Linked DNA regions of Mus musculus: region 1 is linked to region 2. A link is a loop called in an ENCODE intact Hi-C map of the cell type or tissue named here. Cell type or tissue: left cerebral cortex. All regions are shown on one strand. Links, peaks and the distances in the headings refer to the core of each region. The heading gives the core; the rest is flanking DNA. Region 1 has its middle 40 kb from the start of Col1a2. Region 2 holds the start of Casd1 (CAS1 domain containing 1).

Region 1 (8,337 bases), core at 90-8,089, 54 kb after region 2:
AATGCTGACATAGACATGTGACTCCTGGGGTCACATAGATGAAAGACTTTATTTCAAGAAGGCAAGGAATGTGAGCTTTATGCTTGCTTTAGGGTTCTTTGCCCCTCACGTCCCACAGGGACCATGGTTGAGTAACCCAAGTGGACGTGTCACAGTTGAGTAATACCTCATCTGGAAGCTAAGTCTTTTACAATGTGCTGTGAGCCAACCTGTGTGATGTGTCCTGGAGAGAGACATTATCTTTGACATACTGGACAGGCACTTGCTCTTTGCTCTGGAGACAAACACTATCTCTGTCTTTCAAGGCTGTTTGCTATCATTATATAAACATCTTTGAGCAGATAGTGAGGGACAAATGCCGTCAGTGCCTCCCTGGCTCTCAGTAAATGAACAAATGACAAACATCCATTATTCCCCCAAATGCTCTTTTCCCAGGTGCTTTATCTTTGCAACCATCTCAAAGGTCGGTTCTTGTTTCTGCTTGCTTGGATACTCTCTTGTAGTCTATATTCTGACTATTTTAAGATACTTTTGTTTTGTTCAACATCAAGAAATTTTTCTCACTTAAGCACAAAGGGACGCTGGTGAGAAGATTCCAAATGATTATTTGAGTTTAAGAAACACCACCAAGCCTAGTGCTGCCCAGGGACGCTTGGTGTGGGGCTGATAGTCATCGTTGATTATCTCCTTTGGTTTGCCTTCTCATCAACAGCTCCACTGTTCTCTCCTCCCAGGCTTAAATTCTCACAAGGGAGAAGCCGAGCACATCAACTTAGCTAGACTTTCCCCCTTGATTTACCCTTATATCTAGAAGGGGTTGGTCACCAACACACAACCCTAGTAAATTTTCTGTTGGAGGGCTGGTTTCGTGGGAGCTTGGCCACCTTCCCAATTGCTCTCTATTATATCTGGATTCGTTTTGATTCATATTTCATTGCTCAGACAAGAAATGAGATTACTGTTTTGAGTTTTATTTCATTTCATTTTTTAAAATCGGTTACGCTCTGACTTGCTTTGTGTTTCATTTTCCTGCCTATCTCATTCTGGGCTTTTTCCTACCTTCTTGGAGTAATGCTGTGAGTGGCTGTTAGCCATTTCAAGGTTTTGGGTGAATTGAAGCGCCCTCTGGAGATGGGAGGGAGATAGGAGTTGTGGCTTTCCCTGAAGGTCTTGTGTGGGGCAAGTAGAAGAAGATCGATGATTTTGTTAACTCCAAGTAGCTAATAGCTAACCATGTAGCTTCAAGACCATTACTTGAGTAGTAAAAATGTTACTTGTAAATATTTGATGTCATTAACACATTCTTGGATGCAAATTTCAGTAACTCTATTTAAAATGCCAGGGTAGCCATTTCTAAAGCTGTGAGTTTTTCTAATTGGGAAAGTCCCAAGATGATTTAATCAAGGCTGGTGTGAGGACTAATGTTTCCTTATCGTTCATGTGCACAAACATTCATGAGACTTCCCCAAGAAGGACCCTGAAAGTAAATTAGCAGACAATATAATAAGCTAAAATTTGGGCACTTAGTCATGCACTCATGCTAATTTTCACACTCCTTTGTAATTAACATTCCTCCTGACTGGATTAATTGGGTTTGCAATAAGTAATCACATTTGTAATACTGCAACTGTTCCAAAATTAATTGCTCACGTGTTCAATGAGCTGTTACATGTTCTCTTTTTAAAGCCGCTTAGAGAGTCCACACTCTGAGTGCTACCGTCCTAAATATTGTGGGAGAAAAGTACAGGACCATCTTAGAATGTGGGGACAACAGCATACCTGGATTTCCAGAGTATGTGAGAATTATCTTGCTACTCTGATTAACAATGTGGGTATCCTGGGCTCACTCCAGAAACTCTGGTTTGGACAGTATTTGATAGTGTCTGGGGAAGTCTTGCAGAATACTACACACTGTTGGGGAGAAGGCATGTGTACAAACATCCATCTTAGTCAGTGAGCTGAAGGAAGATTTCAGAGCCCTGAGGCTTTAGACTACTTTTCCTAAGATAGCTTGCAAATTATAATTTACAAGGGGACTTTTAAAAACAATATTTTGGACCAATTCCATCATAATATCTGTGATATGGGGTGGCCAAACATTTGCATTTTTTTCTAGCCTGAAAAAGAGCTAGAGGGCTTTTGTTTTGTTCTGTTTTGTTTTGCTTTTTGCCATCCCCAAATCAATCTGTTTTATTGAATTAGTCTTAAGTTATGAAATCCTCACAAAGGTGAGAATAAAGAAAGGTCTGGTAACCCTGCAAATCTTACAAAATACAGTGATTTGTGCATTGGTGAGAAAACACACCTTTTGGGCATCAATTTGCCTTTCTCTCTTCAAAGCTTCAAAGGATTTAGTGGAGTTAGCAGCGTTTGTGTTAGATAGCCCTCTCCTGTAGAGGCAGGAAAATTGAGGTTCCCTCTTATAATTTATAGTTTTCGAGTGATTGTTCTTGTGATAGCTTAGCTGAGGGCAAAATCTAGAAAATGTATGGACCTTAAAAATTTAATATATCACCCTGAGCAGTAACTGAGAATAAATATTCATTACTAGCAATCTGGGTAAAATTTTAAGAGGAAAAAAAATTCTAGACATTATATCTGAAGCAATTCTTCTTCTTCTTCTTCTTCTTCTTCTTCTTCTTCTTCTTCTTCTTCTTCTTCTTCTTCTCCTCCTCCTCCTCCTCCTCCTCCTCCTCCTCCTCCTCCTCCTCCTCCTCCTCCTCCTCCTCCTCCTTCTCCTTCTCCTTCTCCTTCTCCTTCTTTTTCTTCTATTCATTTGATTAGGAACAAATCTTATGGTGATGAGCAAAATAGTAAATGGAATTTTTAATTTAGGTACATTGATAACAGTTTAGAAATTATTCCAGACCTCTGTGTTATAAGGGAAAGTAGATCTATAATCAGTGATAAAAACCCATGAAGGAAACAATTATAATCAAATCATCCATGTTTCTTTGAAGTGGATATATTATATTGTCACTCATAGAGCCGGGCACAGCACCAGTGATAATAGGTGATTTAATGATGTTTAAAGCCCTTGAGTAAATTCATATAAGCCAAGAGAGTTCCCTGAGGACAGGAGTTTAATAATTATGATCATTTCTTGGGCTGATAATACTTGAGTTAGTATTTCCACGGCCAGAGTTTTTAGAAAAATCAAATTGAAAAACTCAAGTGTCAGTCGTTCAGCAGACGTGTGAGTTACAAGTGCACTGTGCAGAAGAAGTCCCCAGTCAGCACAAAGGCCAGCTCTAAGCTCTGGAACCTTCATTTCAAAACTGCATTATCTAATGGCACGTGGTAGCAACCACCAGCTTACAGCATGTCTTTATCTCTGTGGGCAATTCTCCTTTACATCATTTTTAAATTGTGAAGATGGGAAGGTTAGTACAAATTTATATATTAAATGTTTGAAGCTGTTAATAAAATCCAGGTATGTTTTTATTAGGTGGTGGAAGGTGGAATATAACTCAACAGATGTGGGAGGGTTTCGGGATTAGCAGGTCTCTCTATAGTAGGAGAAATTGATGTGTAATTGAAATCCAGATACGTTATCATTTAATCTCGCTATGCCTTGAGAGGATGGTACCCACGGAAGCTAACTGCTAGTTTTGACGGGGGAGTAAAGGTCTGTAGGTGGAGATTTAGCTCTTGTGAGAACATGGGTGGTCCTGACAGTCCAGTGTCTACTCTTTACCAACCTCACAAAGCAGTTCTGTGGTGCGCTGTCTCAGCCTCACAACTCAGCTGTCATCACTGAGCACACTAGGTGGAGATCACGAAGAGGATTAAAATGTGGATGGCTCCAAGTCCGAAGCCCTTGGTTTTGTCTTGCTCAGTTTTTATTTTTTTTCCCAACGTTCTCTTGACTCTCTTCAAAAATATCCTTTGCAATTTACCCTCCCTCTCATCCTCAATTTCTTTCCCTTGTTTAGATCCTCGGAGGTTGATTGCTTACTTCAACTCACCACAATTTGAGACAACTTCTGTAGAACTGGTTAGCTCTACATCCAGATGGTTGTTGTCCGTGGGACTTAACATCTGCCGCTTTGTGACTGCTTATCAATTCCCTGGGAGATTAGCGATTGATCTCCCAAAGAGAAGGCTACCAAAGGAGGGGACAGGCAAGAGTTAGGAGGGGAGGGGAGTGCATGGAAGTAGACCAGAAAGGAACTGGACAAAGGGGCAGGTAAGGACGAGGAAAGCTTTTGTTTCTCTTGTAGGAACTGAGTTTCCATTCAAATGATCTGCATTGGGGTATTCTACTATCCAGCCAGCAGGGGGAGCAGTGGACTTGGAGTGCCGTCCTGAGGGTCTTTGTCCGGGATCTTATCTTGCCTCTCAGTCGAAAACGATTGCTTCTGTTTTCTTCTTACCGTTTAATGGTTACTAGAGACGCTGGTTAAACCCTACATTCCAAAACAGCCCCCTCTTCAATGATACAGCGTATTTTGCATTGATACATTTAATACATGGTGATTGTCTGTTTGACATTTTTTTTCTAGATTCCAGCAGGTTCATTAATTCTGGTCCAAACTGTCTCTATAGCTTGGATTTAGAATAATTGTTTTGCTTAGGAGAATTCAGTTGAGGAGGCTACGTTATAAGACATTTGAAGTTTCGGGGAAGCAATTATTGTCTTTTAAAAAACAGGATCTTGCTATGCAGCACAGGATGCTGCACCCCACCATTCTCTCTCTCTCTCTCTCTCTCTCAGTTTAGGCATGCACTACCAGCATGGTTCTTAAAACCTTGTGGCCTTTTGTAGATTAAATGTTTGTTTACAGTCAAATAACTAAGAAACTCTTACTTTATCTAAAGGTGTATGCCAATGACTGATCTTCGTTTACTTCATTTTGCTCTTCTTTGCAGAGGTTCTAGGGATAGGTTCATTTTGATGTGACAAGAGTCCAAGATTGGTTGATCAAGCCTGTCTACAGACGGACAAAGGTCTCACTTCAGGGAAATGGAAGGATGAAAGAGAAATGTCTACTTTAGTTTGGATGAGGCCGGTTGGCTGCCTCAGACTTTAGGTGATCTGCGCGTTCTGCATGAGACATAGTAAGATACATGCTCTGCGTGAATGAGCAGCGCTAACTACATTTAAAATTCAAGACTCTCCCTAAATTGGAGAGCCAGGAGTTAGAAGTTAAATGAAAAGGCTATTGTGAGCGACTGGAAGAGAAGCGGGGTCGCTTTAAGCAGCATCTCTGTGCATGCCTACTGGGATACCCAGGGTTCTGTGACATGGATAGAGCAGACATGATAAAGAAGTGTGCAAAAGCCAGAATGTAAACTCTACCTTCCCCTAATTTCAGAGGCTTTCCCAAGACCTCCAGGCTAACAAACCCATGTTCCCGACCACAAAGTGCTTGCTCATTTTCTTGAGCTGCAGGGATAAGTCAGTCATTACAGGCTGTCTAAGACCAGACCACTGCTGCAGTTACTGGCGCCCCCTAACGGTACAGAGCTGTTGAATCCCGGGCCAGTTCAGCTAAAAGGTTACATTATCAGAGGGCCAAGGGAGCGGAACTAGCAAGTCAGCCTTAGCTTTTGCCTAGTGGTACTGTAGTACCAATAGAGGGCTGTGGAATCGTTTAGATATATCTATGTAAAAGGAAGATGTACAATTAGGTAATTCAATGGGAGGTTTTTTGTTTGTTTGTTTTTTGTTTTTGTTTTGTTTTGTTTTTCGAGACAGGGTTTCTCTGTATAGCCGTGGCTGTCCTGGAACTCACTCTGTAGACCAGGCCGGCCTCGAACTCAGAAATCCGTCTCCCTCTGCCTCCCAAATGCTGGGATTAAAGGCGTGCGCCACCACGCCTGGCTCAATGGGAGTTTTAAGACTTGCTTAATGACACGTGCCAACCACTTTCTTCCAAATTTTTCCTAGTTCCACTGTCAAAGGTAAGACCTTTATCTAGGTCAGTGGTTCTCAACCTGTGGATGACTACCCTTTGTGGAGGCTGAGCAACCCTTTCGTAGGATTCACCTAAGACCATCAGGAAATAGATATCATTCAAAATAGCAAAATTATAGTTATGAAGTAGCAACAAAAATAATGTTATGGTTCGGGGTCACCACACCATGAGGAACTTTATAAAAGGGTCGAAGTATTAGGAAGGCTGGGGACCACTGATCTGATGTGTAGTTGTTCCAACCCAGAATGACATCCCAACTTTCCTTATCTATAATCCAATTTCTGAAATTCCTTGTCAATGATATTAGGGAGAATAGCATTTTTAAAAAGTTTTTTTGGCATGAAAGATGCCGAATGCACCTTGTGTTGCTTGGGTGTCTACTCTTGGCCAGTATGCTAACTATGCTGATTTAGAATTTTAAATGACTTGGTTACTGTCCCCTCCCAGGATCCTCCTCTCCTGTGCCACTTTCTTCTCTCTCACATTCAGGGTGGAGGTGGCTAAAACTTCACTTGGCAAAGGGTCAGAGAAAGTCCTGCGAAGAATCAGTTAGAGCTGCGATTAGCTTGGAACAGATGACAGACCATGGGAGGGTCAAATCTTCTGGACATAACTCTGTAGCCATTTTCTTAGCCCAGACTCTAGGAATATTCACGATGGACCAACTGGTAAGTACTGGATTGTTCTAATAAGTGGTTTCTAAACAGAAGCATTTATCCAGAGAGGGCCTGTAGGAGGAGTGAAATCTGTAGAAGAGGCCAGTTGGCCAAATGTCACTGTTTTGTGTGAGACTGAGATTTGTATGAGGCCCTCTAACTGATACTGTCCTGTTATCCTGACATGGAACTTTGTCTAAAATACTACTCATACATAGGTTTATTCTGTCTTAGCAAGTGAGCTGGATAAACCTTAAGGACCCTGCTCTCAGAGGAGGTGTAGCCAGCTTTGGGCATCCTTCCTAGTGTTGCTCAGGTGAACTGGCACATGCTAGAGACCAGGTAAGCTCTCCTCGTTGTCTCAGGAAGAAGCTGAGTGGGATGGTAGATATCTCATTCTTAGAGATGACTACTCTTCCATCAAGATTGCTAGTAATTTCTTTTGAGACAATTTGTTGTAAATTGTACAGATCATGAAATTATATTATAGTAAATTTGGAAAATGTAGGACTAAAAAACCCATCTTGACATAATTGTCCTGCAAGCACCAACTCTTGGTATTTTTATAAGCATGTTTAAATAGATCTGTAAAGACAGGCTTTTGAAAGCAGGTTTTCTTTTGTTTAACCATCCTCATAATTGTTATTTGGGAATCAAAACTTTAATTTTTTTATTAGTATTTTGAACATAACACTGTTTTCTATTAAATGTTATTTATTTCCTCCTTTTATGTAGTGATGATGCAGTGGAGATAGAGTGATTATTGAGACTGTTAGCTTGGAAATCTGTTGGCAGAAGAGACTCAGATGTAACTATTCTAATGTGTATTTGAGCCACAGTTTGTCCTCACAAAATGCTGGTTCTCTTCCTCATATCACAAGCCAGAAGCCATACTTATATTCAGCCCAGAGACTTCTAACAATTTTATCACTTTATAACTTTGCCATTGCTATTCCAATGATTAATTTGAGGGCGTTACAGCGTTTTGATGACAGAGTTTGAGTTTTCTTTATATTGTGTGATTGGCTACATCGACTCAAGCTTGTCAGACATGGAATGTTAGAGACATCAAGGGCATGCAGAGACTTGAGTTACCTCCTTGGTACAGGAATCAGAATTGCACAGGCAGTACAATCACCGACTCCACAGGGGATCTGGACGAGGGGCAATGGCTGTGTACTTGTGCTCCCATCTGAGTATCCCAGTGCTCAGATTCTAGTGGGAGGAAGACCTGACCTGATAGTACTGTTTGGTTAGTAGACCTTGCTAACTTTTTAGAGTTAGTGTTAAATTTTTCCTCATGTTCGGTCTTTTGCTTTTAAACTAATTGAATCTTGAGATGACTTATAACAGGAGGCAAATATTACAATAACAATTACGTTCTGCAACAGGGGATAAGTTCTAAATGAATCTTAACATTTTACTTGACACATTACTATGTTTAAGTGTGTTAAAGATGTCATTGAAAGGTGCAGGGGAGGAAAATGAACTTGATTTGGCAGGTAGGTGTTCTTGGTACTATTATCCACAACTGTCTGTGCTGATTGACAGCACACACATTACCTCTTAACAGGCATTGTACTCAGTTGCAGCATATTTAACTGTGTGGCATTTTTACTGACTATTTGAAACTGTTTTAGTTAATAATATTAATTGTGCATAGACCAACTTTCAGCCATAGTTACAAAGTGCTTGATGGATAATGAGGCAAAAGTTTCTGTGGACCTTTGCTTAGAGAAAACAGAGATCAAGAGTATCAT
Region 2 (8,337 bases), core at 163-8,162:
AAGAACTCTAACACCTTCGAATAGAATAGACATACATGTAAGCAAAACACCACTGCACATTAAAAAAAGAAGAGTTAACAAAAAATGTTAGAAAAACAAACAAGAAAGCTGAGCACAGTGATCCTGACATTTGGGAGCAGAGGCAGGAACACTGGCATTGGCTTAGTGATGGAAAGGAAACAAATTTCAAGAAACGTAACAACTTTGAAGGAAGTTAGCTTTACCACTATAAAGGTCTGCTTAAGGTTCAGATACTGGCCTCTAGCCAGAAGTCATGTTTTTACTCTATAATCATACTCAGATGGGTATTTTTAAGAAGGCATTTTAAGGCCCATTCTAACATATTATATGAAATATTAATAATTCAAAAAACCTCTTCTTCCTAAAATTGAGATTAGAAAACAAAATTCACTTAGAATCCCAACTGAACCAAATAAAATTTGCACATTCTCTCACCCTATCTATGGAATTCCTACTGTGTGTTAGGCTCTGGCTATTTAAAAACCATAAAGATCTACTTGGAAGCCCACAGTGTGTGTGTGTGTGTGTGTGTGTGTGTGTGTGTGTGTGTGTGTGTAAGACAACAAGACCTATTCTTCCAAGCACAACATGGTAAGCAAGGACAAGTTGCTCTGCAGACACTGAATTGTCCACTCCCACTTCTGTGAAGGCAACATTTGAGTGAAGCATTAAAAGAGAGAGAGAGAGAGAGAGAGAGAGAGAGAGAGAGAGAGTGAGTCCTGGAATATTTTCTTTCAAGAGAAGAGAGAATTTTGTAGGCAGAGAAAAGCAGGAAAAGCAAAAGTGTTTGTACACTGTAAGCTCAATGCTTAGGAAGATTGACAGGGAAGCCAGGTACCAAAAGAATGCCATGGTTTTAAGTTCTATACGCGTGACCTCTAGAAAATCATCTCTTGGTCTGAAAGCAAATGGGACGATGCTCTGCTTCTAGTAAATCAGTAGTTCTAAAGTATCGAGCACTAGTGATGAAGTTCATCTCTCAGAGCTTCCACCCAGCTCTAAGAAAGGCAGTCTGTAACACAATGGCACCAGGCAAGCTGACTGGTACTAAATCATAGCTCAGCCACTGACTAGCTGTATGTTCTCAGGCAATTTGCTTAACCTTTCTGGCTTCATCTTTAAAATGTAAATAATTCTCTAATTCACTGAATCTAAGACACATCATTATTTTTTCATACAGGAAAAAAATGTTACCAATTAAACTTTGACATGCAATCAAAGTTTTAAAGACTCTTCTTGATTACAGAAATGTTAAGGGGTGGGGGGATGAAACACCGTACCTCCTAGAGGCTCTAAAGACAGAATGAATTACGAAAAGCCCTTAAACACTGCCTGCATACAGTAAGTGCTCAATCTAATGCACGGTTTTGGGAAGCTTTACTTTCTAATAATTCTTTGAAGTGGAGTAATTTTCAAAGCAAGAGGTGTGTGTGTGTGTGTGTGTGTGTGCATTTGATGCATGTTCATACTCACACACCCAAGATCTTAGCATTTCATGTCCTTTCCACTGTTCGTCTAAGAAACTCCATTCTTGTTCCAAATGATTCTATGTGAATCAAGCATATATGCATATCTGCGAAAGGCACTGCACCTGACATGGTTTGACACTGCCAGGGCAAAAATGTTCCTGGTAAGATGTTTAGTTTCTCCTGCACAGACTCTGGTTCAAGTTCCTGATATTCAATCTGGACAAGCACATATGACAGGTGTACTGCTTCACACTCAAGGCACTGAAGCACCTTTGGAAACTCACAAGTCCCTTCTGGAGGAGGCTTTACAACCTGACTCATAAGGCCCCATCTGACATTCTATTTTCCTCCCGATGATGACAGACCTTGGCAAGATGCAAAATATAACCTAAATTTAAAAATTAGTATTCCACAAGCTTAGCAAAAGACAAGAAGCACAATAAAAAGACAAGCAGGCAGGGCACAGTAGGTTTACATTTGGGACAACATTGTAGTCATAAACTTTAGCTCCATTGACATCACAAACACAAAGTTGAATTAGATGACAGTCATCTCATATCAAACTAGCATAAAAAGATTAATCACATTTAAAAGAAACATGTTCTCTGAGTTATCAACAGTTGGTTCATCAGTACTGCTAATTGTGTTGTATATATGAAAATGTAGGCTTTCTTGATGTCAGCAGTAAGAAGCCAAGGCTCTGATAGGTCATCTGCTATGAATCTGTAGAGGACTGGAGAATTAGCCATAAGGATCTTTTTTAATTCAATTAAGCTATTTGTAAGATAATATATTTAAAAGATACAGCTATGATACTAAAGTTTAAGATCTGGAAAACTCAAGAGTAGGTAGAAACAAACCATCAAGTTTGACCAAAATGGCCTCCACTTTGAGAGATCATGTGAAATGGGAATACAGCCGAGACTCTAGTACTCTCGTGACTGGGCTGTACAGTATAAATGGGCCCAGCGCTAATGTGCACGTGGCTGTCACATTTGTCTAATTATCTCACAGTCACCAAGAGCTGTCCATATAATGACTTTTAGGATACCAAAGGTCAAAACCAAAAGATCCTATCATTATAATTTCCCTCCTACTGTCAGTGACTGTCCTGGTGGCATTTATCGTAAGGAAAGGGGAAAAAAAATCAATCAAAAAAACAAGCAAATATCCCTTGACAACTGAAGGATAATTCCTTCTGAGAAGAGTTCATTGGTTCCTTTCCAGCTTTCCACCAGTATGTAAACCCATATTGAAGGCCAGCTTTCAAAAGGCTTAACTATTTGCTTCGCCCGCTCACGTCTAGTCCGGTCAACTCCTTAACTCCTTTAAGAAACAAACAAAAACCAAAATCCTGCCTCAGTGTCTTTATTTGTAAAAACAAAAACAAAAACTGTGCAACCCAAACTCTTGAAAAGTGTTTGAAAGGCTGGTGGCACCTCCTCCACGGGAGGGAGGTGGGCCATGGGCATCTTTAGCCACACTGGCCCTTTTGGCAAAAGTAAGCAGGGCGGCCCAAGCCGCTGTCCAACCGTTGGGCCCTGAAGTGGCAGGGCAGGAGGCAGACCCCACGGGCGCACCGTGTGCGACCCCAGCATCCGGGAGGCGGTGCCGCCAGGGCTGCCCCCGGGGGCCCCTGGTTCGACCTCCTGCACCGGGGCGCGGGGCCGGGCGCGCCTCCGGAGCCCCGCTCCAGCAGGAGGTGGCCCCGAGAGCGGGAGGCTGGGGGCAGGGGCCCGCAGGGGTCGGCCCGGGCACGTGGGGCGCCGCGGGGCCGCGGGAGGCCGCCGGCGCGTGGGCGTGCTGCGGCGGGGGGCGGCCTCCCGCGCTCGGGGCCGCGGCGCCGCCTCCCCCCGGGCCGAGCCGGCCCGGGCCGGGGGGAGGGCCGGCTCACCTCGGTAGCGGCGGGACGCGAGGTGGCACGCTGCGAGCAGCAGCACGGCCACCAGCGCCAGCACCTTGGCGCTCCTCACGCTGAAGTAGTGGTTGATCTCCCGCTTGCCCAGGTTGTAGGCCAGAGCCGCCATCTTGGTTCCTCCATGACAACAGTGCGCGGCGGAGCGGGGAAGGGGCGCCGCGCAGGGGCAGCACTGGGGCGGCGGGCGCCGTAGCCAGCCGAGAAGCGGCCGCCAGCTCCCTTGCCCGTCGCCCGAACCGCGGGCCGAGGGGTCCGAGCCTGCGGCCTCCGTGCCGCCGGCCTTCCCCGTGCCCTCGTCGGCCTCCCCCCAACCCCGCCGCCGTTGCTCAGCCGTGCCGGTGCCCCAGGCGCCCTGGCCGCCTGTCTCCTCCCCTTCCTCCTCCCTGGTAGCCTCCTGCCTTAATAGCGGCTGCGCCTGTGACGGGGGTCCGGATGCCCGGGGCTCCGGGGTCACCGGGCCCAGACGGGCCTCCGGGGTCACCGGGTCACTGGCGGCAGCGGGCGGCGACGGCTGCACAGGCATGGTGACTGTATGGGTGTTGGGGGGGCAGAGGGCCAGGGCCTGCAGCCCGGCCCAGATGTCAGCTCCGGGGCTATGCCCAAGTGGACTGGCAGCTACCTGAGCCCAGGTTAGGGCAATAGAACTACTGTTCCGGGAAAAAAAAGTACACTCCCTGCTTCCCCCATCACACCCTTTCTGGACTTTCTACTCTCTGCTCTCCCACGGTCGTGGGGCCTTAACGGCAGGCCACCCACGACCTGTCTGGCAAGTTCCTCTGCACCTAAGATGCTGGCCAGGTGTTGGGGTGGCTGTAAATCCGAACACCCAACTCAAGTGTAAGGCCCATGTTCACCGTTTAATACTCAACTGCCCAATGTGCTGTTTGTCCAGTTGCAGTGGGTGTAGATGCATCCTGTACAGTGTGTCTAAGTTGGTGTGGATGTCAGTATAAGAGCCCCTTTCTCCTTTATGTTTACACAATATCTTTGTTGACACTAAGGTTGGCCAGGGTAGCAGATTGGTTGCCTGTGGCAATCCTTAAACTTGGTTAATGTTTTGTGATTATCAATAGACCCAGCACTCTGTGTGTCCTTTGAAAAGCATTCTTATTCATACCCTTGGTCTTGAGTTGCCTTGTAGACAAGAATGGCTATTTGCATGTTGTGGTTAGAACAAGTAAGTCATTGTTGAGTTGGAGGTGTTGGCAAGTCTTCTTTACAACTTTTAGCCAACCCCAACCTTGTGCTTCCAGACCCTTCTCAACATTCTCGAATGTTAGAGAAAAGGGACTTAGAGATCCTGTCGAGTCACTCCCATCCTCTCCACTGAAGGATTTTTAAAATTATGTTTCCAGCCACAATCATCATATGATGATGAAAGATTCTTGTCGCTTAAATGAAATCACATACATCACTGTCATAGATATAATGCTAATAAGCAATAAAGTTAAATAAGTGTACAAACACTTAGGCACTGTTCCCTGCAAGTGGTCGCTTAATTTTGGCTCTTTCTTCTGATCTGAGGCTGATCACATGCTGGCAGAATTGAATCAGATACGACAACAACCAGATAACTGGGCTAACAATATGTGGCCTGCCAATCACATCCTAGACACATACTATGATGTCATCAACACCAAATTAGAATTTCTGATCCACCTTCAATAACCAGAGCTAACCCCCAGGGTTGGCCTAATGCTAGCCAAAAATAAAGAAACCTGACGTTGTACTTAGTTGTGCTTCCCAGAAGGCTTTCTGAGATACTGGGAAAATCTGGGAACCCCTTTGTCCTTTCCTCTGTGTTAAAGTTAACCCCTCTACCTATTTCTGCTTTTCCTGGTAGATATCTCCACATAAGATGGCCCTTTCCTGTGGCATCTATAAATGGTCCCTCTCTTAGCTGATGCCTTTCCACTGATAAATGTCCCTTTTTAATTAAAACCACCACTAGATTCTGTGTTCCAAGTTATTTGCTTCTTTGTTTCTTTTAGAAGGAGTAGCTACTTGAAATTTTCACTTGCTTGGTTCCCATTCTGTCCTGAAGAACTGAATGGTTCTTTGCTGGTGGTATGGGTATTTCTTGTTAAATCCAAAGGACTCTCCTCTTTCTCTCTCTCCCTCTCCGGCCCTCTTCCCCCCTCCCCCTCCCCTCCCCCTCCCTCTCTCCCTCTCTCCCTCTCTGCCTCTCTGCCTCTCTCCCTCTCTCCCTCTCTTCTCCCTCTCTCTCTCTCCCCCTCTTCTCCCTCTCCCTCTTCTCCCTCTCTGCCTCTCTCCCTCTCTCCCTCTCCTCTCCCTCTCTCCCCCTCTCTCTCCCTCTCTCTCCCTCTCCCTCTCTTTGTCCCTCTCTTTCTCTTTACCTTCTTTACTTTCTGATATTTTTTGTAGGTTCAAATGCTGTTGAATTTTCTGTTATTTGGTGTTTGTCTATCAAGTTTTTTTCCTTCTCTAGTCTTGTTTTTTGCCTCTTCTTCAGAGCACTAGCCAGGTGCCAGTTATCAGGCTGCTTCTAGTGGTTCCTGGCAGAGCCATCCTCACCATCAGATAGGTCCCCGTCCTCTTTAAGGGATCAGTTACCTTCTGTACACACACACACACACACACACACACACACACAACTGTGTCAGGCCATATTCATGTGTTTATACTGTACCTATAGAGCTACCCTCTGCTTCTCCCCAGTAGGACAGTTTTTGGTTAGCAATTGTTGGCATTTCAGATTTCAAATTATCTGTGGTCTTTTGCTATCTACGTCTAACCTACAAATCTCAACTTTATACATGATTATCCAAGCCAATGTTTACACTGTCTTCAGTCTCTTCTAAATAGTTCTCAAGTCTATTGCTCACCCCTCCCTCCATCTCCTAGAGTTTGCTTTAGTTAAATGTATCTTTTCTTGCTGAAAGCTAAAATCATGAAATTAATAGTCTCCTGCTTATTTGTCTAACCCTAAGGGATCTAGAATGTTTAATTCATAGCAAGTTACTGCTTTTCTAATAACATTAAGGAGGAGGGAGAAGAAGAGAGAATGTGTGTGATGTTTCAACTGTATATAACTTTAAACCAAATTACCAAAGCGTGCTCATGCTCTCTCTCTCTCTCTCCATTCCCTTTTCCCGAAGATGTCACTTGTGTCTGTGCCCATGTCCCTCGAACAATTTGCCAACTGCTTCCTGTCTTCAGACACTCCTTACTACATCACACACCCTTTTCTCTTAACTCTCAGACTCCGGAAGGGAGCACACTATGGCCATTCTCCTTGGGACTACTGCCTGCCTTTGTGGTGGAGAGCAGACAGGATCTCAACATACAGCGCCTGCTGCATTGATTTGCTCCTTACCACCTCAGCCTCCCAGAGGAGGGAGTTATGAGCATGCATCGCCACGCCTGGCTTTACATATTTAAACAGAGAAATGAGGAAAGTGGCACTGTGCCTACTGTTTAAGGAAACCTCTCTTTAAATGTCAGCCAAGGGGCTGGAGAGATGGTTTGGCAGTTAAGGGTGCTTGCTACTCTTCTAGAAAACTACAAGCTGGTTTCCAGTAGCCACAAAGTCACAACCCCCTTTACTCTGGCTCCAGAAAGTCCAACACCCTCCTCTGGCCTCTGAGGACACACACAAGCACACACAGACATATAGAAATAAATGGTTTAAAAAGGAATATCTGTATACATAATGTAACATATGTTATATATATATATGCATTTATATATAATGTTTACTAAAATCTCTTAAGAAATCAGCAATAATGAAAGTATCAAAAGTCAATGAAATAGTTTACCTCTACTTATTGCTAAGGATGGTTCCTAAGTTAATGTGGAGTGTTAGCTATGAGATCCCTCTACTGATATAAGGTCATCAAAATGAAGACATTTAGAAACTGAGCATCCAAAACATGGATGTATGGATTTTCTGCTCTGTGAACATGCACGAATGCCTCAAATCATATAGTCATGTAAGGATATTGGTTGTGCTGTACAGAATTTGTAGATAAATATGTACCTGATGGAAGAATGCAAGTTCAGCTCTTTAACTGATCTATAAGTACATTGTCTAGGAAGATGGACTTAATTATGAATCACCATGTTGTGTGCTCTCTACCTTCCCCAAAGCGTATGCTTTCTCTTCAGACCCCTCCCCTAGTTAGGCTCCAGCCTCTCCTGGCCCCTGTCTGAATTCTCACCTTCAGTGCTTCCTCCCCCTTTCTCCTCTCCCTTTAATTGCTACGAGAACCATTTGACATGACTGATATCATCACTTCCCTGCTTTAAAACCTGGGTGGCTCTTCCAGGAAAAACATGAATACCCAACTGTCTAGCATGTTTAAGACAGTCTGTGATCAGACTCTAGCTTGTAGTTTATCTACTTATGCTAAACGGGGACCAGCAACATGGCCTGTCCCAGACGTATGGCATTACTTTTTCTGTTCCTGGTAAAGTTTAAATGTGAAAGGTCTTGCCCAGCCTCAAGTGCTTGAGCATTCGTCCAAGTGTGGCAGGGCTGCTTTAGGAGGTTGTCAGTCTTTTAGACAGGGGCTTAGCTGGTCTGCCTAGCACTGTAGAAGGACTGTAGGCTGTCTTCATTTTAGACTCAGCCATTACTTCATGATCCTCAGTGAGGTGGTCAAGCAGCCTCACGGGCCTGCTGCCACTGTCTGCCCTGTCCTATTGCACTGCATCTCCGAACCTGAGCCAAAGAAATACTTAAGAATTTGGTCATAGCAATGAGAAAAGTAGTAACTAATTCAATAACCCTGGCTTGAACTGTTTCTTTTTCTTCGCACCAATGCATTTATTCTTATATAAAGTCTTATATAAAATCTCGTGTGTTCTCTCTCTCTCTCTCTCTCTCTCTCTCTCTCTCTCTCTCTCTCTCTCTCTCTCTCTCTCTCTCTCTCTGGTTTTGCTTCATCCATTCATTTGTCCTAGAGT

The links. Peaks named below come from ENCODE experiments on the same cell type or tissue, not always from the same donor. Only the 100,000 strongest peaks of a DNase experiment are listed, where the experiment ranks them.
Region 1: it touches region 2 in a loop (2.1-fold over the local background); 2 of 42 quality-filtered maps call a loop at or near these places.

Annotation. Positions count from the first base shown.
Region 1 is chr6:4,541,877-4,550,213 of GRCm38, reverse strand. No RefSeq gene overlaps it. Among named protein-coding and RNA genes, the nearest start is that of Col1a2, 40 kb to the right of the region's middle. In left cerebral cortex, for the core only: CTCF peaks have their summits at 1,110, 4,270 (motif pointing right) and 5,460; DNase peaks (open chromatin) are centred at 1,110, 4,297 and 5,454.
Region 2 is chr6:4,596,349-4,604,685 of GRCm38, reverse strand. It overlaps Casd1 (CAS1 domain containing 1), which reads right to left and starts at 3,775. Exons shown (of 18, transcript NM_145398.4): 1 at 3,385-3,775. The coding sequence starts at 3,517. In left cerebral cortex, for the core only: a CTCF peak has its summit at 3,561; DNase peaks (open chromatin) are centred at 3,550, 3,743, 4,356, 4,480 and 2 more places; H3K4me3 peaks cover 1,721 bases; H3K27ac peaks cover 1,242 bases.